Regions from separate parts of the Homo sapiens genome. Here region 1 is linked to region 2. Evidence: chromatin contacts called from ENCODE Hi-C or POLR2A ChIA-PET data. All regions are on one chromosome and are shown on one strand. Each heading gives the region's core, a stretch centred on a gene start or an enhancer-like site at or near the end of the contact. The rest is flanking DNA. Distances are from core to core; before and after follow the strand shown. Region 1 overlaps DHX30 (DExH-box helicase 30). Region 2 holds the start of KIF9 (kinesin family member 9).

What was found. A loop is a pair of places that touch in the nucleus more often than their neighbours do. ChIA-PET counts read pairs that join two places held with the same protein, here RNA polymerase II (POLR2A). Pooled maps may share reads with other maps.
Region 1: a map of CD4-positive, alpha-beta T cell shows a loop between it and region 2 (3-fold over the local background). The contact joins the enhancer-like site here to the promoter of KIF9 in region 2. A Hi-C loop is called at or near these places in 1 of 168 maps with a recorded cell type or tissue (CD4-positive, alpha-beta T cell) and 5 of 50 pooled maps. POLR2A ChIA-PET finds 5 or more read pairs at or near these places in 1 of 52 experiments (PC-3).

What each region holds. Positions count from the first base shown.
Region 1 is chr3:47,823,296-47,828,977 of GRCh38, forward strand. DHX30 (DExH-box helicase 30) reads left to right here. Exons shown (of 22, transcript NM_138615.3): 5 at 4,052-4,182. Among named protein-coding and RNA genes, the nearest start is that of DHX30, 23 kb to the left of the region's middle. RefSeq lists a silencer at 1,511-1,800. Within about 2 kb of position 1,641, at least 29 of the 41 ENCODE cell types and tissues checked have a DNase peak (open chromatin) inside an H3K27ac peak, as active enhancers do.
Region 2 is chr3:47,281,541-47,287,889 of GRCh38, forward strand. KIF9 (kinesin family member 9) reads right to left here and starts at 1,259. Exons shown (of 21, transcript NM_182902.4): 1 at 955-1,259. KLHL18 (kelch like family member 18) reads left to right here and starts at 1,404. Exons shown (of 10, transcript NM_025010.5): 1 at 1,404-1,554. The coding sequence starts at 1,426. RefSeq lists enhancers at 583-1,782, 998-1,387.

The DNA of each region.
Region 1 (5,682 bases), core at 391-2,890, 540 kb after region 2:
AACCAAACCGAGACAAAGACCCCCCTGGGAACAAACTAGTTGGTTGGCATCCCTGGTTGTTGTTTTTTTTTTTTTTTTTGTCTTTTTGAGACGGAGTCTCACTCTGTTGCCAGGCTGGAGTGCAGTGGCGCAATCTCGGCTCACTGCAACCTCCGCCTCCCGGGTTCAAGCAATTCTCCTGCCTCAGCCTCCCAAGTAGCTGGGACTACAGGCGCGTGCCACCATGCCCAGCTAATTTTTGTATTTTTAGTAGAGATGGGGTTTCACCATGTTGACCAGGATGGTCTTGATACCCTGACCTCATGATCCGCCTGCCTCAGCCTCCCAGAGTGCTGGGATTACAGGCATGAGCCACTGCGCCTGGCTGATTTTTTTTTAACATAAAAATCTAAACATCTGTTCAACACATGTGTTGTAAACTAGAAAAAATAGTATAATGAACCTGCAAGTACCTGTCACCCAGCTTCAACAATTAACAACTCATGGCCAGTGTTGCTTTGTGTATAGCTCTTCATTTTGGCTTCTTTAGAGGCAACTAAGAAATCATGGCATTTCAGCCTTATGCCAAATGGCTGTCAGAAAAGAGTGCTATCCTGAGGGCTTCCTCAAGTGCCACAAAGGGCTTGGGTCCTGCTGTCCAGGTGGGGCCTTTCTGTCTAGACTGTTGTCTCCTTCAGCTTTCAGATACCATTTTCTTTTCCTTTTTTTTTTTTTTTTTTTTTTTTGAGATGGAGCCTTGCTCTGTCACCCAGGCTGAAGTGCAGTGGCATGATCTTGGCTTACTGCAACCTCCGCCTCCTGGGTTCAAGCGATTCTCCTGCCTCAGCCTCCCGAGTAGCTGGGATTACAGGCGCGCGACACTATGCCCGGCTAATTTTTGTATTTTTAGTAGAGATGGGGTTTCACCATGTTGGCCAGGCTGGTCTCGAACTCCTGACCTCAGGTGATCTGCCTGCCTCGGCTTCCGAAAGTGCTGGGATTACAGGCGTGAGCCACTGCGCCTGGCGAGGAACAGCACTTTCACTGCTGGACTTTACGCTGGACCAGCTCAATTCTTGGCAGTTTCCAAAGCTGGGTGTTTTCACCTTCCCCTCCAGCCCTGGGGATTAAATCTGTTTCCTGAAGAGGTCTTCCTTGGCCTGGCTCCAGATTTTCTTTTTCGTTTTTTAAACTTTTAATAGAGTTGGGGTTTCACTATGCTGCCCAGACTGGTCTCAAAATCCTGGGCTCAGGGGATCCATCCGCCTCAACCTCCCAAAGTGTTGGGATTGCAGGCATGAGCCACGGCGCCTGGCCCTGGCTCCAGATCTTCACCAGGTTTACTTTGTAAGCCGTTAAATAAGATGGGGCTGCCAATTTGCCAGAGGCACGTGAGAGGTAGTTAGGAACAATTGGTAGGACCTAGAGGGAACTAACTTCGCTTCCTTAGATGACATTGAGCTAAGGCCTAGCATTATTTTCCCCCCAACAGCCTCATTCCATCTTCCTGCCTTCCATCCACACGACTGCTGGTTTAGATTTGCTGGAGAGTGAGCTCTGCAGGGTCCTAGCCCTGGGCAGCGCCGAGCCCGCCTACTGAAGGCCCAGGGCTGTGGTGAGCGAGGACGGGCTGCTGATGCCCTCGCCTAGGCTTGGGCTTCGGGTCCGCCCGGCCCGCAGGGGGCGCGCGGCGCTCGGGCCGGCCGCTCCCGTTCTCTTCGCCCGGTCCCTGCCGCGCACAGGCCTCGGGGTCGGCGGGAGCACGATGGCGGCCGCTAGGAGACTCATGGCGCTGGCCGCCGGCATCTCTCCGCGCCTGCAGCCGCTGGGTCCCCGCGCTGCTGGGCGACAGGGTCGCTCGCGCGGCTTCTCTTCAAGCTGCGCCCACCCCGACCACACCAAGGAAGCCGCCGAGGCCGAGTCAGGGATGGCCCCCGGCGGGCCTGGGGAAGGCGACGGAAGCTTGGTGAACGGTGAGGGCATCGGCGGGGGCGGGCGGTCCGCAGCGCCCTTGACTCCTGGGATGGCAGAGCTAGGGGCGCGGGCCGAAATCGGGCCTGGCGGCCGGGGGTCCTCTCTTCCATAGTGGCCAAGTTCGCCATCCGTCGGCGGGCAGCGGCCTTGCTGTTTGTAAAGCTTAGCGTGGCACAGGCCCGAATGGACCCTTAGAGTACCTGCTCCCGGCAAGAATAGGTGAGAGGTGCGAGACCTCGAGGGAGTGGGGAAAACGAGTAAAAGTCCAACTCCTGCCAGGATGAGTGGCCAAGGGCTAGAGCTTCTAGGGACAAGCATGCCCTCACCAGTGTGAGAAATAGCCCAAAGTAACTCCTGGGACATCAGGATCTCAAATAGAGACAGAATGACTGTTCTGGTGGATTCCAGCTTTGTGCCTCCCAAATAGTGCAGAGGATAAAACTGTTGAAAGCATCAAGGATGGGTAGAGAGCGCCAGCCTCCACCAACCTTATAGAGCTGAAGGTGGGGGCGGGGTGGTGGTCTCAGTGCAGCTCTATTGTTAAACCAGTGGGTGTAATGGGCTACTCGAAGTTGGGTCCCTCTGTGACGAAACCCCCCCCGCCCCGGCCAAGTCCACTTAGATATGGTTTCTTAACTGCTTAACTGCTTGACTCTTAGTTGCTTTACAAGTTACCGCTTAGAGGGAGACAGGATCAGGTGTCCTCCATCCTGGCCACTTGACACAGGAGTCTGTCCCAAGGAAACAGTCTCAAACCAGGCAGCAGAGTTACATCAGAACGCTTGGAAGCACTTTTTGAAAATATAGAGTCGCCTCCAACATCGCTCCCATTCTCAGGTCCCCTGTGGGGAGCTGGATGTCCATGCGGTGAAAAAGCTCCCCAGGTGATCAGTGTACACGCAGGTGCACATGTGCATATATACAGCTCCTTTTGGAGCTGCCAGAGGCTAGAGTGGAGAATGATATGGCCCCCCATGTTCCTAGCAGACCTCTTCATGACCTGGTTAAGCCTTGTGTCTGGTACAAGCTTACCCTAGGTAGATATCTCTTCCCTTTCTGCTCTGAGATTAATCCAAAAAACAAGAAAAAGAAGCGAGGTACCTCTCATGGTATCTGATGCATCAATTTTCCCCTTGATTCCAGAGAACTTGGGGGAGGAGTAATTCATGCCTGCTCAGATGTAGAGGTTTTCTTTCTTTTTTTTTTTTTTTTTTGAGATGGAGTTTCACTCTTGTTGCCCAGGCTGGATTGCAGTGGCGCGATCTTGCCTCACTACAACCTCCGCCTCCCGGGTTCAAGCGATTCTCCTGCTTCAGCCTCCCAAGTAGCTGGGACTACAGGCGCCTGCCACCAGGCCTGGCTAATTTTTTGTATTTTTAGTAGAGACGAGGTTTCACAAGGTTTCACTATGTTGGCCAGGTTGTCAAACTCCTGACCTTGTGATCCACCCGCCTTGGCCTCCCAAAGTGCTGGGATTACAGGCGTGAGCCACCACGCCCAGCCAGATGTAGAGGTCTTTAATCAGTCCCCACACATAGTTTGGTTCTGTGGGAGTCTTTTGCAGTGTGCTTAGATACGGTTGAGAGCTGGGGCCTGGTATTCAGCATCTGGATCTCATCACTTGAGATACATGGGGCCAGGTCTCTCGTGTGTGTGTCTTATTTTAGGAAGAGCCTTGCATTGTCTTGATCTCCAGTTTGTGTGTGTGGTGGATTTTTGTTTTTGTATTTTTTGCTTGCTTGTTTGTTTAGTGTCTTCTTTCAGACATCAGACTGGGGGGTTTATTGACCAACCAGGCTTTTGTAGGTGATGTATGAAATGAGGAGATTGGGCGGAGAAGAGGATGCTGGTAGGATCCCTTCTGTGGTGTGTGGGTCATTGGCCCTTCTTCAGGAGATGGTTATTCAAGTGGGTCTGGCCCCACTCTTCCCTGTAAACCCTGAAGTCATTCCTCTTTTCTTTTCCAAGATGCTCCTGGGTGGTTTGGGGTCATGAGCCAACATCCTCAGAATCCAGCCCAGGGTTGCCCTGATACACACCCCATGGAGTTTTTAAAAGAAAAAGAACAACTGTAATGCTTTTGTTCTTATTTTCTTAGCTTCTAGGGACCTATTAAAAGAGTTCCCACAGCCCAAAAATCTTCTCAACAGTGTGATTGGAAGAGCCCTCGGCATCTCACATGCAAAAGACAAACTAGTCTACGTGCACACAAATGGACCGAAGAAAAAGGTAACTCTGCTGGTGGCAAGGAAAAACATTGGTATGACTCAGAAAGGAGGCTGTTTGTCCTTTCTGTCTTAGGTTTCTTTGTCAAGGAGGCCATAGAATGGGTTTCCTGAATTAAAATGGTCAGCAGAGACTCAGAGCAAAGCTAGGTTTGAAGAAGAGCCAGAATACACGTGCCTGGTTTAGGGAAGAGGAACACAGGGCAAATGAGGTGCCATCTTATCTAAGACAGGCGCCTATACGGATCCTTGGTTTTTGCCCCCATCGACTAAGGACTGCAGAGGGTTAGAGTTAATGATAATTCTTGCCCTTACAGTCTTATAGATTCTGGAACCATAGAAGCATGCCAGCAAACCATTCTGGATGATTTTTTAACATTTATTTTATTTATTTTTGTAGAGACAGAGTCAGAGTCTCTCTGTCACCCAGGCTGGAGTGCAGTGGCACAATCATAACTCACAGTAACCTCAAACTCCTGGGATCAAGTGATCCTCCCGCCTCAGCCTCCAAAGTAGCTGGGACTACAGACAGGTGCCACCACACTCGTCTAATTTTTTTTATTTTTTGTAGAGACCGGTTCTTGCTATGTTGCTCAGGGTAGTCTCAAACCCCTTGGTTCAAGGGATCCTCCCTCCTCAGCCTCCCAAAATTGTGGGAGACACCACTGCTCTCAGTCTGGATGATTTTTAAAGATAAAGATGGGGCCTGGTTGTGGTGGTTCGTGCCTGTAATCCCAGCACTTTAGGAGGCGGAGTAGGGAGGATCCCTTGAGCCCAGGGGTTTGGGACCAGCCTGGGCAACATAGTGAGACCCCATTTCTACAAAAAATGAAAAAGTTACTCAGGCATTGTGGTGCAGGCCTGTAGTCCCAGCTACTAGGGAAGCTGAGATGAGGGGATTGCTTGAGCCCAGGAGGTTGAGGCTGCAGTAAGCTGTGATCGTGCCACTGCACTCCAGCCTGGGCAACAGCGTGAGATCCTGTCCCCCACAAAAAAAAAAAAAAAAAAAAAGATGAGGCTGGGCGCGGTGGCTCATGCCTGTAATCCCAGCACTTTGGGAGGCCGAGGTGGGCGGATCACAAGGTCAGGAGATCGAGACCATCCTGGCTAACATAGTGAAATCCCGTCTCTACTAAAAGTACAAAAAATTAGCTGGGCGTGGTGGTGGGCACCTGTAGCCCCAGCTACTTGGGAGGCTGAGGCAGGAGAATGGCGTGAGGCAACAGTGCAGCCTGGGCAACAGTGCAAGACTCTGTCTCAAAAAAAAAGATGAAGATGGATCCCGGCTTGGCCTCTGGCTAGAACATGGCACCTTGAAGGAGCAAAACAACTTGGGGTAGAACAGATTGTTTCACGGTGAGACAGTTAGAGCCTTATAAGGAGTTAATGATGGGATTGGGGTTCTGTCCTCTGTTCTCAACTCTGAACCTAGCACATTGCTGCTGTGAGGTCTGCTGCTGTGAGGTCCACCACTGTTTATTTTCCATGTAATTTGCAACAACTC
Region 2 (6,349 bases), core at 9-2,508:
TTTCGCCATGTTGCCCAGGCTGGTCTTGAACTCCTGAGCTCAAGCAATCCGCTCACCTCAGCCTCCCAAAGTGCTAGGATTACAGGCGTGAGCCACGGCGCCCGGCCCCCTCCCTTTCTCCCTCAGGACCTTGTGGGGAATGTCTCTCCTTGGGGAACCACCCTTTGATATTTCTGGTATAACAAAGCAAGTCTCTGAATGGCCACCAGGAGACTTCTGTGTTAAGGCGCTCGAGGTTTCCTCATTTGTCTTTAGTGGGAATGAACAGAATTGGCAACAAGCAGCCATGAAGACTAGACAAGAGGAAAGGGAGCGTTTGGTGGGGTGGAAGGCACCAGGTGGGTCCCTATCTTCCAGTGCTCCCGTCCAGATGAGGGGCTGTCATGGGGAACCCTCATAGCTACCCGTAGCGGCAGCACCAACACCCGAATCCAAAACACTGGGTCCAACTGCACCTGGCCTTGGCTGAACAAGACTAGGATGCAGGCAAAACTAGACTTTCTCCTTTTTCTCACCCAATGTGCCGGACCCCCGCGTGGAGCCTGGGCGGCAGTGGGCTTTGGACCCATTCCGGTCCCTCTCTGGAGAGGTTTCCTCACCTGTAACACGAAGGGCTCCGACTGGTGATCCCAAAGCCCCCTCTAGTTCGAAAACTGACTAGTACGGAAGAGTCCAGACGACCTCTGGCTCCCTGCCTCACGGCCTCTATGTCCTGGACGCGACGTGGGACCCCTTTGTGGGACCAATGAACATTAGCTCCGAAGACCGTAAGCCGCGGTCAGGTTGAAAGGACTCCCGCGACGTCGAGCCCTCCTTCGCCTGGGTTTCAGAGATGAGCGACCCAGCTGGGAACCCCCAGATAAAGCGGTTTTTGGACCCCAGCCACTTTCAGCAGTCCGGGCGCACACCCTTTTCCCGTCTCCCCACTCCCACCGGCGAGCAGCCCCTGCTCACCGTTCACCAGGCAGCGACGCTCCCGGGACGCGACTGCCGCAACCGAAACCACCTGCACTCCCCACGCGGGGCTGCCTGGCTGTGTACATAGTCGCCATGGCAACGGGTCGCTTCCGGGGATTCCGGAAGTGTCGGGGTGGCGGAAATGAAGTCCGAGGTCCTACGTCGAGGATACGGGTGAGGTCATGGCCGAATCGGGAAGACGAGAGATGGGGCCGATTGATCTAGAAAGACTTCGGCGGATGCACATGCGAAGTCAAGGTCGAGATAGCGAGGGAACGAAGGCCGCACATGAACCAGGAAGCGGAGTGGCGGGGCTTCCGGCGCCGAGGAGATTCAACTACGGCGGCCGCGGAGGCCCGTCCGATTGCTGCTCCGCGCTCCGAGCGGCTGTCGGCGTGCGCTATCGCCCCGCCCTGGTTAGTGTCTAGCCGGCCGGCGAGGCCTGCGCAGTTGCAGCGGCCGGGGAAGATGGTGGAGGACGGCGCGGAGGAGCTGGAGGATCTGGTGCACTTCTCCGTGTCTGAGTTGCCTAGTCGCGGCTACGGCGTCATGGAGGAGATCCGGCGGCAGGGCAAGCTGTGCGACGTGACCCTCAAGGTACCGCGGACTGGGCGGCAGCGGGCTGAGGGAAAAGGGGTCGAGCGGGGAGTAAAAAGGGGCGGGGGACAGAGAAAGAGAGGTCTAGCAGGGAGAGGGGTGGGGAGAAGAGGTGTGAGGGGGGCCGAGTAGTGGGGAGAGAGGTGCCGAGCAAAAGGGGATCGGGGCCGAGTGGGGAGAGGAAGAGGACAACCTTTCAGCCCTTGAAAGGAAAGGTTGAGAGGTGCGCCGCTTAGGCCCTTGGAGTGGGAGACACGGGTGACAGCCTCCTTTTTCTGTCATGCAGACAAGAGAAAATGGACTTACCTTCTATGGAGGCAGGGGCGGTGGCCGGCTCCACATGCTGATGGGCACCACTGAAGAACCTTCTCTTGTCACTACAGATATTTCTTTGTGCCTGTCGAACTTGGCTGTGCTGTTCTAGAAGAGAAGGCTTCTCCTTAGGAATCATTGCCCTTAATTGTTGAATTACTACTTTGTCTCTTAAGAGCTTTTAAAATCTTCTCTGGAAAATTTTTGAGGTGGGAAGCCACCCTGCCCCATACTGGAAGGCACCACTCACCACCACAAAGGTCCCCGGGGCTGGGCCTGCTGGCCGCGTGGGGAGAGGGATGCTGACTGATATTAAGAGGGAAAGATATCTTAACCACCTGTTCCCCACCAGCATTCTGGTCGCTAGAGCCAGCCTCCCTCCTGTGCCTGGGTCTTTTCATGAGGAAGAGGCATGCTGTGCTGCTGCCTGGCCAAGCCACCGAACCATGTGGAGACGTCCGGTTGGGGAGATGATCAGTGGGGCTCCCTGTTGGGCTTTAGCTGGAAAGCTCTCAGCATCTGTGCGTGATCCCTGTTTAAAAAACAAACAGGGCAGGCATGGTGGCTCACACCTGTAATCCCAGCACTTTGAGAGGCGAGAGGATCACTTGAGTGGGGGAATTGGAGACCAGCCTGGGCTATGTAGGGAGACCCTGTCTCTACAAATAATAAAAAATTGTCTGGGCATGGTAGCCTGTGCCCGTAGTCCCAGCTACTCAGGAGGGTGAGGTGGGAGGATCGCTTGAGCCTAGGAGGTCAAGCCTGCAGTGAGTTGTAATCACACCACTGCACTCCAGCCTGGGCAACACAGCAAGATCCTATTTCTCCTATTTCTCTCTGTCTCTCTCACACACACACACACACACAAATAAATAAATAAAAGAAAAAATAAAACTATGCAGAGATTCTTTTGCTCTTCTTTTCTTTTTTCTTTTTTTTTTTTTTTTTGAGACGGAGTCTCGTTCTGTTGCCCAGGCTGGAGTGCAGTGGCGCTATCTTGGCTCACTGAAACTCTCTCTCCTGGGTTCAAGCGATTCTCCTGCCTCAGCCTCCCCAGCAGCTGGGACTACAGGCGCGCACCACTACCCCTGGCTAATTTTTTCTATTTTTAGTAGAGACAGGGTTTCACCATGTTGCTCAGGCTGGTCTCGAACTCCTGAGCTTCAGCAGTCTGCCTGTCTCGGCCTCCCAAAGTGCTAGAATTACACGCGTGAGTCACCGCGCCCAGCCTGCTCTTCTTATTTTCTACATGGTTAAGGAAACTTTTCTTCTGCAACATAGTTGAGTCAGACCTCTGGAGATGGTAGAGTAGGATGGTTGAGTATGGCTTTGAAAGCAGAAGGATTTGGATTAAAATCCTAGTTGTAACCTTGAGCAAGTTACTTAATCTCTGTAAGCCTCGGTTTTTTTGCTTTTATTTTTATTTTTTTGAGACAGAGTCTCGCTGTGTGGCACAGGCTGGAGTGCAGTGGCATGATCTTGGCTCACTGCAACCTCCACCTCCTGGCTTCAAGCCAGTCTCCTGCCTTAGCCTCCCAAGTAGCTGGGACTACAGGCGCCCGCCACCACGCCCGGCTAATTTTTGTGTGTGTTTTTAGTAGAGACAGGGTTTCACTACGTTAGCCAGACTGCTCCTGACCTCGTGATCCGCCCACCTCAGCCTCCCAAAGTGCTGGGATTACAGGCGTGAGCCACCAAGCCCGGCCCTTTTCATCATTCTAAACCCCTCCTGAAGGAGGTTGTTTTTCCAGGAGAGGAGTGAAGTGATCTGAGAAGGCGTGAGATCTTCTCATATGGGAAAGAGGAACCAAGAGAATTGAGAAAAAATGAGCTAGACTAAAGGAAGCAGAGGAAGTAAAAGTAAATTAGAAGTTTTTGTCCACAGTGATTACATGGTAGAAGATGTTAAGGCCACTAGAAACTTGTAAGCAGAAAAATGATCCGGTTTTGGCAGCAACACTTGGTGTAAATAGAGACTAGTGAAAAGCAGTAATAGGTGTGAATTTCTAGATTAAAATTTAGGCTGTAGGCTGGGCACCGTGGCTCACGCCTATTATCCCAGCACTTTGGAAGGCCAAGGCGAGTGGATCGCTTGAACCCAGGAGTTTGAGACCAGCCTGGGCAACATGGCAAAACCCCGTCTCTATTGGGGAAAAAAAAAAAAAGATTTAGGCTGTAAGGGTGAACCAGGGGAATCTTACAAGACACAGGGAATCAAAAAGGGCGTGGCAGCGTGGGATGGTCACAGATACTTCTACATAAAGTATTAATAGTACATTTAATGCAGATACTGAATATGGTAATCTTTTAGCAGAATATTGCTTGTTCATTCAAAGGGACAAGTAAATTATCAGACATGGCTGGGTGCAGTGGCTCACGCCTGTAATCCCAGCACTTTGGGAGGCCGAGGCAGGTGGATTGCATTGAACTCAGGAGTTTGAGACCAGCTTGGGCAACGTGGTGAAACCCCATCTCTACAAAAAATTAGCTGTAGTGGTGTGTACCTTTAGTCTTTCTTAGCTGCTCAGGAGGCTGAGGTGGGAGGATCACTTGAGCCTGGGAGGCAGAGGCTGCAGTGAGCCGAGATCGTGCCACTGCACTCCAGCCTGGGCAACAGAGTAAGACCCTGTCTCAAAAAAAAAAAAAAAGAATCAGACGTAGTTTCAACTGAGACGGTCAGCCCGAATTGCTGTGTTAGCTTCAGGGATCTAGAACATAAGGACCAGTATATTTATTTTTTTCTCTCTTTAATAAAAAGCCTTCAGTGGGAAGGACTAGTATAAACGCATGGGCTAGAGCTGGACGGGACTGTAGAGAGCATTTACTTCACTGATTTTGAAAACTTTATTGTAGAGCCCAAGGAGTAGCTCTGTAGCAATATAATGGTGGGACCGGGGAAAGAGCATGCAAACCAGGCTCTGCACATTTCACTACTTGCCACCAGAGCTGTCCTGGGAAATCTATTTTGTCTCTCTTTCTTGTCAAAGTCTTCCTTCAGTTTTCTGGTGACTCCACAGTGTTTTTCAAGTAAACAGACACTGAAAAACTGGTTGGAAGCTTTTGGGTGTGAGATGTTTTCTTGACTGGTGGGCCTCCCTGTCAGGCAGTGGTTCTTAAACTTCAGTGGACGTCAGAATCACCTGGTGGCCTTGTTAAAACGCTGGTTGTTGGACCTCACCCAGAATTTCTGATTCATTAGGTCTGGCATGGATCTGAAAACTCATATTTCTGACAGGTTCCCCTGTGATGCTACTGTTAGTCTGGGACCACGTTCTGAGAGCCATGGTTGTAGGGTGATGGACCTGTCGTTTTTCTGTGGGATGTGTTCAAAGTCCGTAGATCTTCCTCCAGGCTTCTTCCTAGGTGGTATAAGCCTGGCTGTTATTTTGGGAGCCTTATGGTAGGAGAGGTCTGGAGGTTCTCCCTTCTGTATGCAGACTTTCACTTAATCCCCCTAAATGGTACCACTTCCTTGTCTTCTGTGGTGCCCTGGTTACCCAGATCCAGAGGCTCTTGTTCATCCTGTCTGAAGAGTAAACCTCCAGTCTTCTGCAGTTGCTTGTCTGGGGAGGGGGACCAGTACTTCCTGATTTCGGCCCTTCTTCTTGCTCACAACTTCAGAGGAAACTGGTACCTCCAGTGGTTCCATTTTGGAGGGGATTCTTCAGTGGCTTGCCATCCGCAATACTCAGTATCCTCTAAGTCAGTTACTACTCATGTGTCTTCTTTTCTTCTTCTAAAATTTTGTTGACCCTTCTAAAATTTTGTTGACCCTTCTAATGTGCTGTCTCTCTCTGCATCTTTTTCCTTCAGAGCTTTGCTGTTCCTTGATCATCAGTCCGAAAGGCGGTATCACACAGACTCTGCAGCCACACTGCCTACGTTTGAGTTCTGGGTCTGCCACTTGTTAGCTGTGAAAATGAGCAGCTTCCTTAAACACTGGTGATTCTCTGTCTCGTCTGTAAAATGCACATCACCACCTACTTGAGTGTTGAGGATTCAATTAGTTAATGTACTTCAAATAATCATGTAGTAAATGCTCAGTAGTGTGTGTGTGTGTGTGTGTGTGTGTGTATTTTTTTTTCTCTCTTTTTTTTGAGACAGAGTCTTGCTCTGTTGTCCAGGCTGAAGGGCAGTAGCGCAATCTTGGCTCACTGCAACCTCCGCCTCCCAGGTTCAAGCGATTCTCCTGCCTCAGCCTCTTGAGTAGCTGGGATTATAGCTACATACCACCATGCATGGCTAATTTTTGAATTTTTGTAGAGACAGGGTTTTACCATGTTGGCCAGGATGGTCTCAAACTTATGACCTCAAGTGATCTGCCTGCCTCGGCCTCCCAAAGTGTTGGGATTACAGGCATCAGCCACCACGCCCGGCCAGTAGTATATATTTATTAATAATAACTTAATGGAGTTTCTAGAAGGAGTGGAGATAAATTCATGTGTTCAACCTGCCATTTTGAATTTGTTTTAGCTTCTGTTGA